2 separate regions of the Homo sapiens genome follow, and region 2 is linked to region 1. A link is a contact called in ENCODE Hi-C data. All regions are on one chromosome and are shown on one strand. Each heading gives the region's core, a stretch centred on a gene start or an enhancer-like site at or near the end of the contact. The rest is flanking DNA. Distances are from core to core; before and after follow the strand shown.

Region 1 (6,516 bases), core at 3,680-6,179:
AAAGCACTTTACATATACACCATTAGGATTATATAAGCTGATGCACAAAAAGATACGTAGAAGCATTTCTGGCATATGGTAAGCCCTAAGTTATTAGTTTGTTTTACAAATAAGTACAAATATAAATAAGGCTAAATAAGAAAAAAAGCTGCCTTTAATGAACACATATACTAGTGGGGAGATAGACCTATAAATGGATAAAAACAACACCATGTAGTAAGTGCTGTTATGTTGATAAAGATTAGAGGCAGCACAGAGGAGGATATAATCAGACAATGGTACTCTAAGGTGCCCTTTCTGTCTTTCTTTCTCCTCCTGCCTTCTCTTTTTCTTCATTTCTTCCTGTCACCAATCCATTACCTAAACAAATGTCCAAAGTTATGAGTGAATGCAACTTTATAGCAGAAGATGAAAGAACATTCCATTTCCATTTCCCCTCTCTCCCACATCAAGCTCCCATTCCAAAGCTGCTATAAATTGGCATAAGCAGGATAACTATTTAGCTCTTTCTGTCTTACATTTAGCACTATATTGCTGTTTATTATGTTGTGGGTAAAAGCTATGCCAGGAAGATTGTGTATTCGAGCTGATAGAGCAATGGTGTATTATGTGGTGAAAAATCTCTTATAATGAATGAAATTAGCATCTACCGGGAATGCCATAAAGAAATTGGTTAGCAAATGAAAAACTGTTTACATCAGTGATCCTTTACGTTTCATGCTAGTTTAAATGTTCCTTTTTGGGCATTGTATACAGTCTCCTTGCTATCTAAATGTTTAGAGAAAGGCTGATGTCAGGCAACATAACATAATTGTTTATCACAGGAATGCTCTTTATAAGACAAATGAATAAGGGTGAGTAATGAGATTCTAACATTTATTTAGCACCTATAATGCTCTAGATACTCATTTAAATGTCATTTCATACAGTGTTAGGTTTGATCTTCCCAACTACCTTTAAAATTTTGTGAATGAGTGAGTAAGACAATTTACATTCTCAGCACACTATTCTTTTCTTTCTTTCATCCATCATTTTATTCCAAAGAAAAGAAAATCCTTAGAACTCTGCCCTGGAAGCAATTCACTTTTTTCTCCCAGATTATGCTCTCTACCTTGACGAAATCAGACAAAAGCAGATTATTCTGTTTTTGCTTGCTTGTTTTTGATTCTCTTGACTCTCTTTAGACCACACCAGTTGCTTACTTTCTGTTCCCATATTCCTCATCCCTTCACTAATATCACCTCAGGCAAAGAGTTCTCAGTGCAATTTGGATATCTTTCTAGAAGTATAGTTTTCAAACTTTAGAAGTATCATTTTTATTATGCATAGTTTTATCTGGGGAGCTTGTTAAACATTCAGGTTATTGGAAGACATCTCCAGAGATTCTGATTCACATGATAAAGGGTGGAGTCATGGAATCGAAAATTTTAGCAAGTACTACAGTCTCCATCTCCATTAACATAAGAGGCCCCTAGTTCTTGCAGAAACATCATTCTAGACTGGATAATCCTCTCCTCAGCTTCCTTATCATCACATTCTGTAGCTTCTTTAATGTCATCAGCATCAGGCTATTGGTCTTTCTCTCCAAAAATGTCTCACCATTATCCTCAGTAAATTTGATAGCCATTTTGATTAGCCTTCTAATACTCTAGTCTCAAAATTCTTCAAATCCCTTTCAATCAAAATCATTAAAAGCTATATTTCAGATTTCGGCATCTTCCTAAATTGTGCTAATACTTTACATTTTTAATTTTGAAATCATCCTCTTCATAAAAACTTTCACTCTTTCTAACTTTTAATAAGCTATTTGTTACTCTCACTTTATGATAAGTCTTCTATCCTTCAAACTGTCCTTATTTATCCAATCAATCATGATAATAGAAATTTCCAACTACTCAATGCTTACTATGGGTTGGGCCCTGTACTTAGTATTTAATTTACCTCATTTTGAAAATATCCTGTGAGGTGATTATTATTCACCTCATTTTATAGATGAAAATGAGGATTAAGGAGATTAAAAAACATATCCATGGATATACAGCTTATAAATAGAAGAAGCTGTATTTAAAACCATGTTTGTATGACTCCAAAATTCTTACATTGATTCACATAGCTTTCTTACTCAAGTCAGATAATATGGTGAAGACATTATTTTTTCTCACTTTTCCTAAACTTTCTATGGTACTCATTCATTCTTGCCTACACACCTTTACTTAACTATGCTTTTTATCTACAATGATTCCAAAAATCAATGAATAAATCAGGACCTAAATCTTGTTTTTGTAAGCAGGGTATGGTAGGAAGAGCGCTATCTATGGAGTCAGGCAGACCTTGACACAAATCACATTCCAGAATTTACTGACCATGTGACTTGACAACTCCCACTGCCTTGTCTCTAATCCTTAGTTTATCATCCACCGGAGTTAATATTATTCGGCACACATGAAATGACAACAATCTACATATGACTATAGATTAAATAATGTCTTGTATTTGATGTATCCAGAACAACACTTGAATACGAGCTGGCACTCAACAAATTCTGGACTGTAAGCTCCCTGACACAGATTCCTGCATCTCACCCCCAATGCTAATCAGAAAAAAGAAGGTCACATTTGTTGCATTTAGTAGAAACACAGGAAAAGTCCATTATAGCAGTTGTCAAAACAGCTTGTAGTTGTCGATGTGGTATCAGAAAGAACCTACATTTTAAATCCATTGTTAATCCTAATATTCAGGTTTGGATACATCTAGTTTAAGCTAGCCTTCACCTATGTGCTCAATACTTTCTAAATTAAAAAATAATACTAAATAACTGAGGCTTTGACCTTTAAAAGTTGAGGAAAATCTCTTCAATGTAATCATATTTCATTTAGCATATTTATTTAAGTCAATAAGAGCTAGATGTTTATGATTAATTTCTATATTCATACTTTTCCAACAAAACAAATACATATTTATAATTCTACTGTACTAACATGCCAGTCATATTTCTACAGGAATTTCAAATGTAGTTCCATATCTCAACATGTGATACTACTTGCAAAAGTCAGATCAGTGGTATCTCATCACAAGTGTCAGTGTTGAGTTCATCATCCTGGGCCAAACTATAAAGAGAACCAACTACTTTTTGAACCATAAGTTGAACACTTGTGAAAGCCTTGTTACATCCATTGACGAATTTCATATAAACTATATTATACATGGGTGATTTTATTTGCCAATTATGTGATATTTATATGTTTACTATATCTAAAATTTTATTTTAAAGATGTGTCATTTGGTCATTGCTTTACACTTGTTTTCTAAGTAAAATAGAGGGAGTTCTTTGCCATGAGTGCATTACATAACACAGCTATAAATGAACATGGCTAATTGGCCTATATGGAACTTTTCCTTAGTCAGGCAGGTAACTTTCTTGACCCTCTAATGGGCATCTAGTTTCTCAATGTCAGATTCAATTTAACCAGAAGGCTTTTTGTGTATATAAGGGTCTTGCTCCTCTTTTCTGAACATTTTGTGTCTTCCAAGGTTGTGACACTTAGATTATTTTTCTCTTGTTATCATGGAACAAAATCTACTGAAATCCTGAAGGCAATATTATATGTTGTTATATGATTGTTCAGGGGCAGAATGATACTCAGTTCCATTAAGGGACAGCCTTTCAATGTCAAGAGACCAGAGGGTTTGTTAAAATTGGACTTACCGTCATAGTTCAAAGAGAACAATGTGGCCAATATGCGACCACTATGTGGGAAGAAAAATCTTGCTTTTCATTGCCGGCATGGTTTACAAGAATGATCTAATTCCTGAGAAGATTACTGAGATCAACAATAGCTTGCATTCAAAGGCTAGCCTTTAGGTTTTTATTTTTAAACTTTAATGATGGCAGATTACAATTTATATTTTAAGGAGGTGAGATGTTATGTTTGCATTTTGAGAGCTATATGAGTGGTCAAAGAGAGATAATCTGACATCCTAAGGCTTAGAACATGACTGCTTATGTCTGAGGTTCTACGGGTTTAAAAAATATACAGATACTTTAAAAAATAAGGTGAATACTGAAGACACTTATACAAAGAAATAATGACTCTTACAACTTTACCCAAATATATTCCTTAGTTCTGTCAGTTCTTTTTCCTTGATCTGCAGGTCATCTTCTAATCTTTCTATTGTGATAACATATGATTCACTGACTTTTTTCTTCCATTCATCTAGTAAAGAAGAACAAATGAGATTGATTCATAGTTGTGTTTTGCAAAATGTAGACACAGATCATAACATACAAGTAATCAAAACTGTTTTTTATTCTAGATTCTACAATACTTAATTTAAATTACTGATTGTGTGTTTAAAATGCAGATGTTTATATTTAAAATGCAATCATATTGAATTGTAGTAATGAAGAACCCATTCGATATTGGATAATATATTTACATAGAAAAATATATTTGACTTATTTCATTTGATTTTATTGCATTTTAATTATAGCAATCTCTAGTTGCAAGACGGTTTTTAGTTTTTAAATACTAGATACTTAAGATATAATTCTAAAATCCCTACATTCAGCAATATTCCAAATTTTTTTCTGTAACATTATACCAAGGAACTAAAATAATATTTTTGTAAGAAATTTCTTGTTTCCTATAAAGATCTTCAGAAAAAAATAATTTGAGTTCAGATAGTTTTTCAAAGACTTTCACAAAACATGCTGCCTTATCTTCCGTATACAAATTAACACATATTCCAATGAGTTGTTAGTTATCAGTAACTATAATTGAACCATATTACACTTAAGGAAATAAGAATAATTAGAATAATTACCAGTACAAGTTTGGGTTGGTCTAGATTTATAATTTCCCATTTATTATAAGTTTCTTCCTTTCTCCAGGGCAGTTCTTCAAGTTATAAGATTCCAAGTTCAAGTGCAGTGACAGTCCAGTTGAAAAATACTTTGATAGTCTGGCTAAAAATAAGCCCAACTGCCAAATGGAATGTCATGCAACAATGATAAAGAACAAAATCGTGTGTGCTTTCGAGGGTGAAATCATAAAGGGAACTAATCAGTCTGTTTAAAAGAACTGTATCAAAAATAAATAGCAAATGTTTCAATAGGATTATTTGCTTCCATCAATTATCTACCCATACATACTTTCATGGACCATTTATTTAACAGATAAATCTAGAAAATGATTCAGTTACATCCGAAGTTCACAAAAGAGCTGTTAAAACTACATAGACCTGTTTTCAAGATCATTTTCTCCTAAGCCAAAATAATGGCAGTTGGTAAAGAGTGGTAATAGAATGTGTCTACATACATAAATAAATAATAAAAATTCATTACCTCTAGCATATAACTAATAGAAATGAATGCAGGTTTGGCCTGTATAAGAGCTACATAATTATGTTTGTATGAAGAAATTCTCAACATAGACCAAGATTTATACTATTGTGGATTATTCCGACCATAAGAATCATAGATCAGAATGTAAAACATTAAGTTCTACAAATAGCAATTCGTAAAATAATAAATGACAAGAACAGTAAGATTAAGAATAAGAAAATTGAGCATTTGCTATGTGTCAGACCCTAGTTTACATGCTTTACATATATCTCATTATTTAATCTCATACATACAGTGCTGCTAGGTAGATATTATTCACAAATTATGGATGAGAAAACACAAAGTTACTAGTAAGTTGGAAGTCTGGAATCAGTTCTGACCATGTGACTCTAATATCCAAGCTAGATATTATTGATTTGTCTTCCAGAATTTCTCTTTCATGCACCTTCCATTTACTTTATTAGGACATTTCTCTTTGTATGCATATTGTATGCCTATTTCTACTGATATAAAGAACCCAGTCTATGATGGAGAATAAATGGGAAACCCAGAAAGAAAACATTAAATTTTTCACTATATATTTATTTCAGATAATCTTCTTATACCTAGAAAGTATAAATTTTAATCTTCAGATTCACATCCAGAGGATATAGCTTTAACTTAACAGATACAGATTTCATATTTTCTATAGTTAAATGTTCAAACAACTCTCTTTTTGAATAAATGATTAGACAAAGTTAGGACTCACCATATATTTTTGCTCAGCAAAAGTAATAGAAGTTTCAGAGGTAAGGCTTCCAGACTGATGAGATATAGTTGGCGCATCAGGTGTCTGGCTTCATAGACACTTTTTGTCCTCATCTGGACATATTCTCCTTTTCCCTTCTTATCAGTACATGCCTACCACAGCTGTTGATACTTGCTATACTGCAGTGGCATCTGGTTACCTTGGTCCATACACTCTACATTCTCCTTGTTTGAAAACCAGACATCTTCAGTTCCACCAGCTTTCTCTAAGCACTTCTGTGACCCCCATTTTCTCAGTTTGGAAAGTCTTTGTTTTGTCCAGGGACCTTCCTGCTTAATCTCTTCTTCCTTATCTTGAAGACCATACTGGATAGCTTTCTTTAAAAGACTTGCAATCTCCCAGGGCTACACTTTAGGAAATAATG
Region 2 (7,504 bases), core at 1,413-3,912, 130 kb before region 1:
ATTTACAAACACGAAAAGCTTTTCCAAAGGTAACAAGGCTAAGATTCTTCGAGGAAAAAAAAAAAAAGCATTGTGATTACAATTGCTAAAACTGGTAGCAAAACTTAAATCTACATAGTTAAAAACTAGTGTCTATTTTCTTATCATCTCCAGCTTTCTATTCATGACTGGTGGATCTCTAATTTTCTCAAATCATAGGAATAAGTTATAATGAAATAACGTGGGGGGCAGTCCCATTGGCATTCTTTCTTTGGACTGCAGCGAGCTCACGATCAGGGAAACCTTAAGACTAATTTAAGGACATTAGCCAACAAACTAATTTCTAGGGGAAGCACCTAATAGGCAGAGAGAATAGATAATGTAGTAGTCCCAAGATGGGAGCAAACATAACATGTTTAGAGAATGAAAAAAGGCCAGTGTGGCTACACAAGCAAGGATGAGAGTGGTATCAGATTTGGTTGGAGAGGTAGGCAAGTGTACTTCATGTGGAGTAGTGCTTCTCAAATTTTTTTACTATGTATAAGAATCACTTGAAGTGCAAGTTCAAACAGATTCCCAAGCCCTGTCCCAATAGATCACAATTGAAAAAGTCTGTAGTAGGGGCTGAGTGTTGTGTTTCTAACAAGGTCCCAGGTGATGCTCATCAGCAATCTGCACTTTGACTGCGACTGATGTAGAGCTTTACAGGTGAGGATAAGGAGATGAGATTTTCGTGTAGGGTAGGCGAGATGGGGAGCCCCTGAAGCATTTTAATTAGTTAAAGGATATGATCTGTTTTACTTTTTAAAAAGATCGTCATCTACAGGTTAGAAACGATAATCCACCCTTGTAAGATTGTTGTAAAGATTAACTAAGATGATGTATGTAATATGCCTTACAGTTCTAACACATCAGTGTGCATTTTGGGTCTTGTCACTGCTTTTACACTTTACTTTTTGCCCCAAGAATTGTAGGTGAACTTGGAAACTCCTTTTTGGAATTTCAGACGAATCTTCTAAATACCAGTGTATTCATTTTCTATTGCTGCTATTGCTAGTTATGACAAACATAGTGACTTGAGCAATACAAATTTATTATCTTATAATTCTGGAGGTCAAAAGTTCAACATGGTTTTCTCTGAGCTGAAATCAAGGTGTCAGCAGGACTGCATTTCTTTCTAGAGGCCTTAGGAGATAATTGGTTTCCTTGACTTTTCCAAGTTTTATAGGCCACCCACATTCCTTGGCTTGTAGCCCCCTTCCTATTGCTTCAAAGCCAGCAATGGTTGGCTTAGTCCTCATATCATATTGCTCTGACCTCTGCTTCTGCCCCCCTTTTCCATATTACAATGAGCCCACTGGGATAATCCAGGATAATCTATCTCTTAAAGTCAGCTAAATAACAACCTTGATTCTTCCCCATGTAAGGCAGCCTACTTACAGTTCCAACAAACAGGACCTGAACATCTTTGGGGGTGGCGGGGGGCATTACTCTACCTCCTTGATTCTTCCCCATGTAAGGCAGCCTGCTTACAGTTCCAGTGAACAGGAACTGAACATCTTTGAGGGGGCATTACTCTACCTACCACATCCAGTTTCATGAATATTTCAGTGTGCTTGTGCCTTGCTTGTGTGTTGGTGCTGCCTGCTGTTGAGCATTTTCTTTTCTAGCTTTGGTGGCCATTTTAACCTCAGGATAAAAGTAGTACTAAAGACCAAAAATTCCTTTGGAATTAAAATTTGGCTGAGTGTCTTGACTCATACCCCAGTGTTTTGTGGGGCTGAGGTGGAGGGATTGTTTGAGGCCAGGAGTTGAAGACCAGGCTGGGCAACATAGCATGACCCCTATTTCTAAAAAAAATTTTTTTTTAAATTAGTGGGGCATGGTAGCATCTGCCTGTAGTCCCAGCTACTGGGTAGCCTGAGGTGGGAGAATCACTTGAACCCAGGAGTTTAAGATTGTAGTGAGCTACAATCACACCATTGCACTCCAGCCTGGGCTAGACCTGGGTGAGACCCTGTCTCTAAAATAATAATAATAATAATAATAATAATAATAATAATAATACCCCTCATCTGTTCCTTGCTAGAGTCACAGATTCTAAGGTTTTTTTTTATTTTTTATTTATTTTTTCCTCCCTTCACACTGTCTAATCCCACATTAATAGGACCTATAGTGCTTTTGGAATCTTCCTTTTACTTAATTTGGTCTTCAAGTGTTTGGGCCCAGGAAAAACACAAAAACAAAAACTTTTTCTTATTTCTGTTTTTCCTAGGAGACACTTCTTGGGGGAATAAAAACAACCCAAACCCCTACATTTACCCAAGCACAACAAAGCTTAATTCACAGAGCCCACCTTCCAGTCTATCTCAGCCCCTATATAGAATTGACATCGGCTGACAGATGAGAGGGCCTCATGCTTTCCCCAATGAAGCAGAAAGTTGCATCCTGAATCCTGAGCGCCTGTGTGAGTTAGTGATCACACCCTTGATGTTACCTTTCATTTCAACAGCTCTCTTGGCTCCACTTGCTCTGAGCAGTTTTCATTTCCTGCCAGCACAGTGGCACAATTTGCTGGCATTTTCTTTGGGATGCTTTTCATCAAGAGCCTAATGAGTGCCTGGGTTCTGGCTGATGATAAGCATGAGGCTGCCAGGAAAATGCCAAGAGGCCCCCTCAGCTCTGGAAGGCATCTCTGCCTGATTTCCCCCCTCATGCTAACTGTGGGCTAAGGCACCCACGTATGGGAAATTTTCCATGACTACAACTGCTCTGACAAGCCACTAAAGTACATGGAAAGAAACCCAAAACCCACTAAAGCCCAGCTCCTGGACACTTGGCCACAAGGAGTTAGGCAGAAAAATAAACCTTAATGGAGCTCACTAAATGGACGTGTTAAGCCAAACTCCTGATAATGGATACACCCAGATAACCAAGGCACACTAATGGAATACCTCCAGAGATAATCAAACTTCCACTAATTAAATAAAATGTTTTCCTATATTTAAGAATTTACTATCTACACCCAAGCATTTTACCAAAATAGAAGGTCGCTATGTTATTAGCCTAATGCAACTCTAATGATGATCTGCACTTTTAGAGTATTATTCACTGGAGCACCTGAGGGTTTTGGCAAATGTGATTCTTCTCCCAGCTTGAAATCTCTTTCATTTCCTGCTCCTCACTCTTTCAGTCCTGTGTGTATTCTCCAAATTCAGTGCTTTCCCTTTAATTTGTCTATTTGTGTTCCTTTACTTCTTATATTTGGTGTGATTTCTCCCCCTGTTAAATCCTCTTTGCTTTCAACTTTCTTAATAGTTATTTTAAAACCTAGGTTTTGTTTAAGATGACAAGTCAATCCAAGAGACTGTTACAAAGACAGTTTAATATCTACATCATAGTCATATATACAATAGATGCTTTATAATTATTCAAGAAGGGAAGTACAATTTATCTCCCTATAAGGTTGTCTCTCTGTCCCCCACAATTTTAACTTAAAAACAATGAAAGCTGATTCTAATCTCTTGCTCTGAGAATATTTTAAGAACTAGATCTGGAGATTAGTGGTAAATGACACCAGTACTAAGATCTCCATGATTTGGTGACTCAGAGACCCTTTGGGTTCACGGCTGTATAGAGAACATGGAGATTTAGTCTCAGTTACAGAAGGAATTCTCATTGACCTCATGTCTCACATGCTCAGGTCATCAAAGGAACAGACTAGGCCTTACTTTATACCTGGCCCAAATAATCAAACTTTCACAGTAATGATAAATATTAGGCTTTGTTCAATATTTTAATATATCCCCTTCCCATTATGTTAAAAACTCACTTTCCAGAAGCATTGAAAAGTGGAATCAGAGGGTGGCTTTGGACAATTGCCCTTCAATGGCTCACCTTCCTCCTGACCACCCTGGTCCCATACACTGTTCATTATTAGATCAGAGGCGACAAAAATTTCTGGCTTGCTACATCTTCTCATCACTTAAATATGAAAGATGTCCTAATTTTATATCACAGAGAGGGAACTCACATCCCCTTTGACCCATTATTCTTGTTCCTTAATCAGCAGGCCCCAGTAAGGATGTCACTGGTCCTTTACCTTAAGAGAAGAATCCACAGGCATGAATGCTTTTGCCAAGATATTTTTATATCCAAACTAAATTATTTAGCTATCCTTCCTTTTTCTCTTTTTCTCATTCTGCTTTCCTTTCTCTTTCCTTTTCTTCCTCAAATATTCATTGTGCACCTATGAGGGGCCAGCTCCAATAACACCTTCCCAGAGAGACCTTCCCCTTCCATGATTACTCAATTTTAGATAGTATCCTTGAATTTTGTGTTCACCATTGCATTTCCTTCTTATTTTATTCATAGTACTTATTGTTAACCCATATTTTCTATTTGCTTTCTTGCTTGCAGCCTGTGTCTTCAAGTTAAAAATGCAAACTCCCTAAGATCAGGGAGGTATTATCTGTTTTACTGTTCCTAGCACAGTGTCTGTCACACATTAGGTTGGCAATACATTTTTGTTGAACGAATGAATGATACTAGGTATGAGTGAGAGGGTTGAAAAAGAAATATTATTTACTTTTATATTCAATGCTATCTAGTGGAAAAAATTACATAAATATAATTTCACTCAAATTTTATTTAGCCAAGCTCTAGGAAGAAAAGGTACATGATGTGAATGTGTATAATGGTGAATCTTACAACAGTCTGGAAGAGTCAGGATAGTTGAGACTGTCTTTTAAGCTCAACTTGAAAGATGAGGACAAACTCATTAAGCAAAAAGGTAGGAGAAAAGCATTCCAACCAGAAGAAAATTTTTGCAGTTCCAATGCATGGAAAGAGGAGCTTTAGAACATATTTTAAAATATTTTGCCTGTTTATTTGAATATTAGGACTGTGCAGTTAATAAGGAACCTATGATATTTACAGAAATAGTTACAGAGACAACAGAAAAGTGACAGTTAGTATTTCTTAGAATATCAACTCACCAGATGCCATGTAGCAGAACATGGAAAAGAATGTTGTCTAAAATATTTTCTTCCTGTCTCTCTTACTGATTTCAACAAGCATGAATATCTATTAGGAGTCATCCACTGAATTCAAATTTTTGGAAGACAATGAATTAAAGGCCCAAATGCTTGCTCTCAAGAAGTTTACAATTTGGTAAGAGAAGAGAGTGTTTCAGTATAAAGTGGTAAACACAGAGAAAGAGATGTGCACATAACAAAATAAAATATAAAGAAAGGATGTATGTGCTAGGCTGGAATGTCAGGGAAGACTTTCTAGAAATATTCAATAAGACTAGGAGACTTCCATAAACTAAGTCTTGAAGACCAAGTGGCAATCAGAAATTTAAAGAATGGGGTGACATGGAGAGGACAGAGAGGACATAAAGGCAGATTGGACTGCCATGTAAAAGTCTTGGAAACATGAAATAACATGACATATGTAAGGATGAATGAGCAGTTTTATACTATCCCTATTATGTGAAGTGACACGGCCTCACAGGGTTATTATGTGGATTTGATGAGTTAATATATGTGAAGTATTTAGAACAAGCATGGCAAAGAGTGAACACTGAGTGAATGTTGGTGATCTAGCGAATATGATGATGGTTGTGGCATGTGGGGTTGCCCATGTAACAGGAGTAAGAGGATATGAGGTTCAAGAGGCAAGAAGTACACAAGACAATAAAGTCTCTGTGTGTTATGATATCAAGCTGAGACTTTTTCTTATGGGTGACAGTATATCAGAGAAAGGTTTTAGACTGGGGAATAATACGGCCTTATTTGCACCTTGAATATATCTCTCAGTCTACAGTTGGAAAATTTCAAAATGCTGAGGACAAAAAAGGGCAGTTATGAGGTTATTAAAATGGATTAGAAGAAGTATTATGAGGATCTGAATTAAAATAGTGATAGTAAAAAAAAAGAAAAAAGGATGGATTAAAAATGTACTTATTAAGCAAAATAAAGAAGACTTTTTGATTGAATCGATAGGATGTGTGGTGGGAGGAGAAGTTGAGGAGGAAAAAGTAATCAAGCATCATTCAAGATTTCTGACCTAAGTGACAAAGTGGATGGTAATACCATTAAATGGCTGATTGAATAAAGGATACATAGTACAAGAAAGAGAATCATGAGGACAAAAAAAAATGTTAAGTTCAATTTTGGACTTGTTGAGTTTTGCAGGGTCCTCAGATATCCAAGCAAAGAAATCAAGCAGTCAGTTGGTATGGTGGTTTGAAAATATGATCACAAATTCTTTGACATTCCTCCTTGACTGTGGAGAAAAACCCTGCTGTAGGAAAGAGGCTTGCAAATTTGTGCTATAGTTTTAAAATATTGTTTTATGTATTTGCATGCAACTACGCACATTAGAATAATGTCTTTGGATTACTTTCATAATATTTTGATTAGTTATTTTCAAAATCTCCTTTATTTTGCTTCAGTTCTGAGGCTTAAAATTAATGGTATAACTTGAGCCATAAATAAGAAATACCAATATAACAAAACAACACACACTTTTATATATGCAGGGATTGTCCAGAGGCGTTTGGCAGGAATATAAGCCCTTCATCAGAGGGTTTATAGCGGATTCCTATTATCCTAATATATTAAAATTTCTAACTGTACATGTTATAAATTAGGAAAGACCATGAAATTTGGGAGTTATGTGGATTCGATTGAATCTCTGCTCTGCACTTACCAATAAGAGCTGCCGCCATTCTTATTGAGACTCTGTTATGTGCCAAGCACTTAAATCTTATCCTTAAACCTCGTCAGAATTCTGTAAAGTGGTTATTAATATCCTCATTTTGAATTTGAGGGTAAATGCTGAAAGAGGTTAAAGGCCTTGCACAAGGTCATTAAATAATAAGGATGGAGTTTTGGCTTAGATCTAATTTTACAGTGTGTTGGTAAGAGCTTGAATTCTACAACAAGACAGACCTCCTATTTGGTACTGCCTCTCTACTCAACAACTGCATGGATTGGGCAAGTGTGACTTAGCAGCCCTAAGTCTTAATCTCTTTATCTATAAAACAAAGATAATAAAAATTTAAAGGGTTATTTTGATTAAATTATATATACATATATATGCATCTGTAAAAGATACTCAATGAATGTAAGTTCTCTTTTACTATCCATTTTAAGTATGTGAATTCTTACGTTATTATATTTCAAAAACATTTTTGTGAGTTATCTCCCTGCAATGATGAAGGTTTTTCCATTCTAATGACAGTTGAGATTATTTTACTTACTTATTTTTTTTAAAAGAGAGCAGCTAAACATGTAAGAAGATAACCAGTATACGAAAACAAAAATTCACACATGGATTCCTTACCCCAATCCACTCTTGCACACTAAACCAGTATCACTAAACTAAGTAACTAAACTTGAAATAGATAGGAATTCAATATAGAAAAAGCCTGAGAGTTCATAATCTATTGGTGAAAATTTATCAAATAATTTAATGAATCTATCTCTTCTTACTTGTACTCCTCTCCCACCCTCAT

What was found. Hi-C counts contacts between places; a loop is a spot of excess contacts on that map. Pooled maps may share reads with other maps.
Region 2: a map of cardiac septum shows a loop between it and region 1 (3-fold over the local background). The contact joins the enhancer-like site here to the promoter of TNNI3K in region 1. A Hi-C loop is called at or near these places in 5 of 168 maps with a recorded cell type or tissue (PC-3, Right ventricle myocardium inferior, cardiac septum and 2 more) and 1 of 50 pooled maps.

The regions. Positions count from the first base shown.
Region 1 is chr1:74,233,800-74,240,315 of GRCh38, reverse strand. TNNI3K (TNNI3 interacting kinase) reads right to left here and starts at 4,929. Exons shown (of 25, transcript NM_015978.3): 1 at 4,825-4,929; 2 at 4,106-4,214. The coding sequence starts at 4,864. FPGT-TNNI3K (FPGT-TNNI3K readthrough) reads right to left here. Exons shown (of 27, transcript NM_001112808.3): 4 at 4,106-4,214.
Region 2 is chr1:74,358,514-74,366,017 of GRCh38, reverse strand. All of the region lies in intron 13 of FPGT-TNNI3K (FPGT-TNNI3K readthrough), which reads right to left. All of the region lies in intron 11 of TNNI3K (TNNI3 interacting kinase), which reads right to left. Among named protein-coding and RNA genes, the nearest start is that of TNNI3K, 130 kb to the right of the region's middle. Within about 2 kb of position 2,662, at least 3 of the 41 ENCODE cell types and tissues checked have a DNase peak (open chromatin) inside an H3K27ac peak, as active enhancers do; they include heart right ventricle, where a contact is called at or near this core.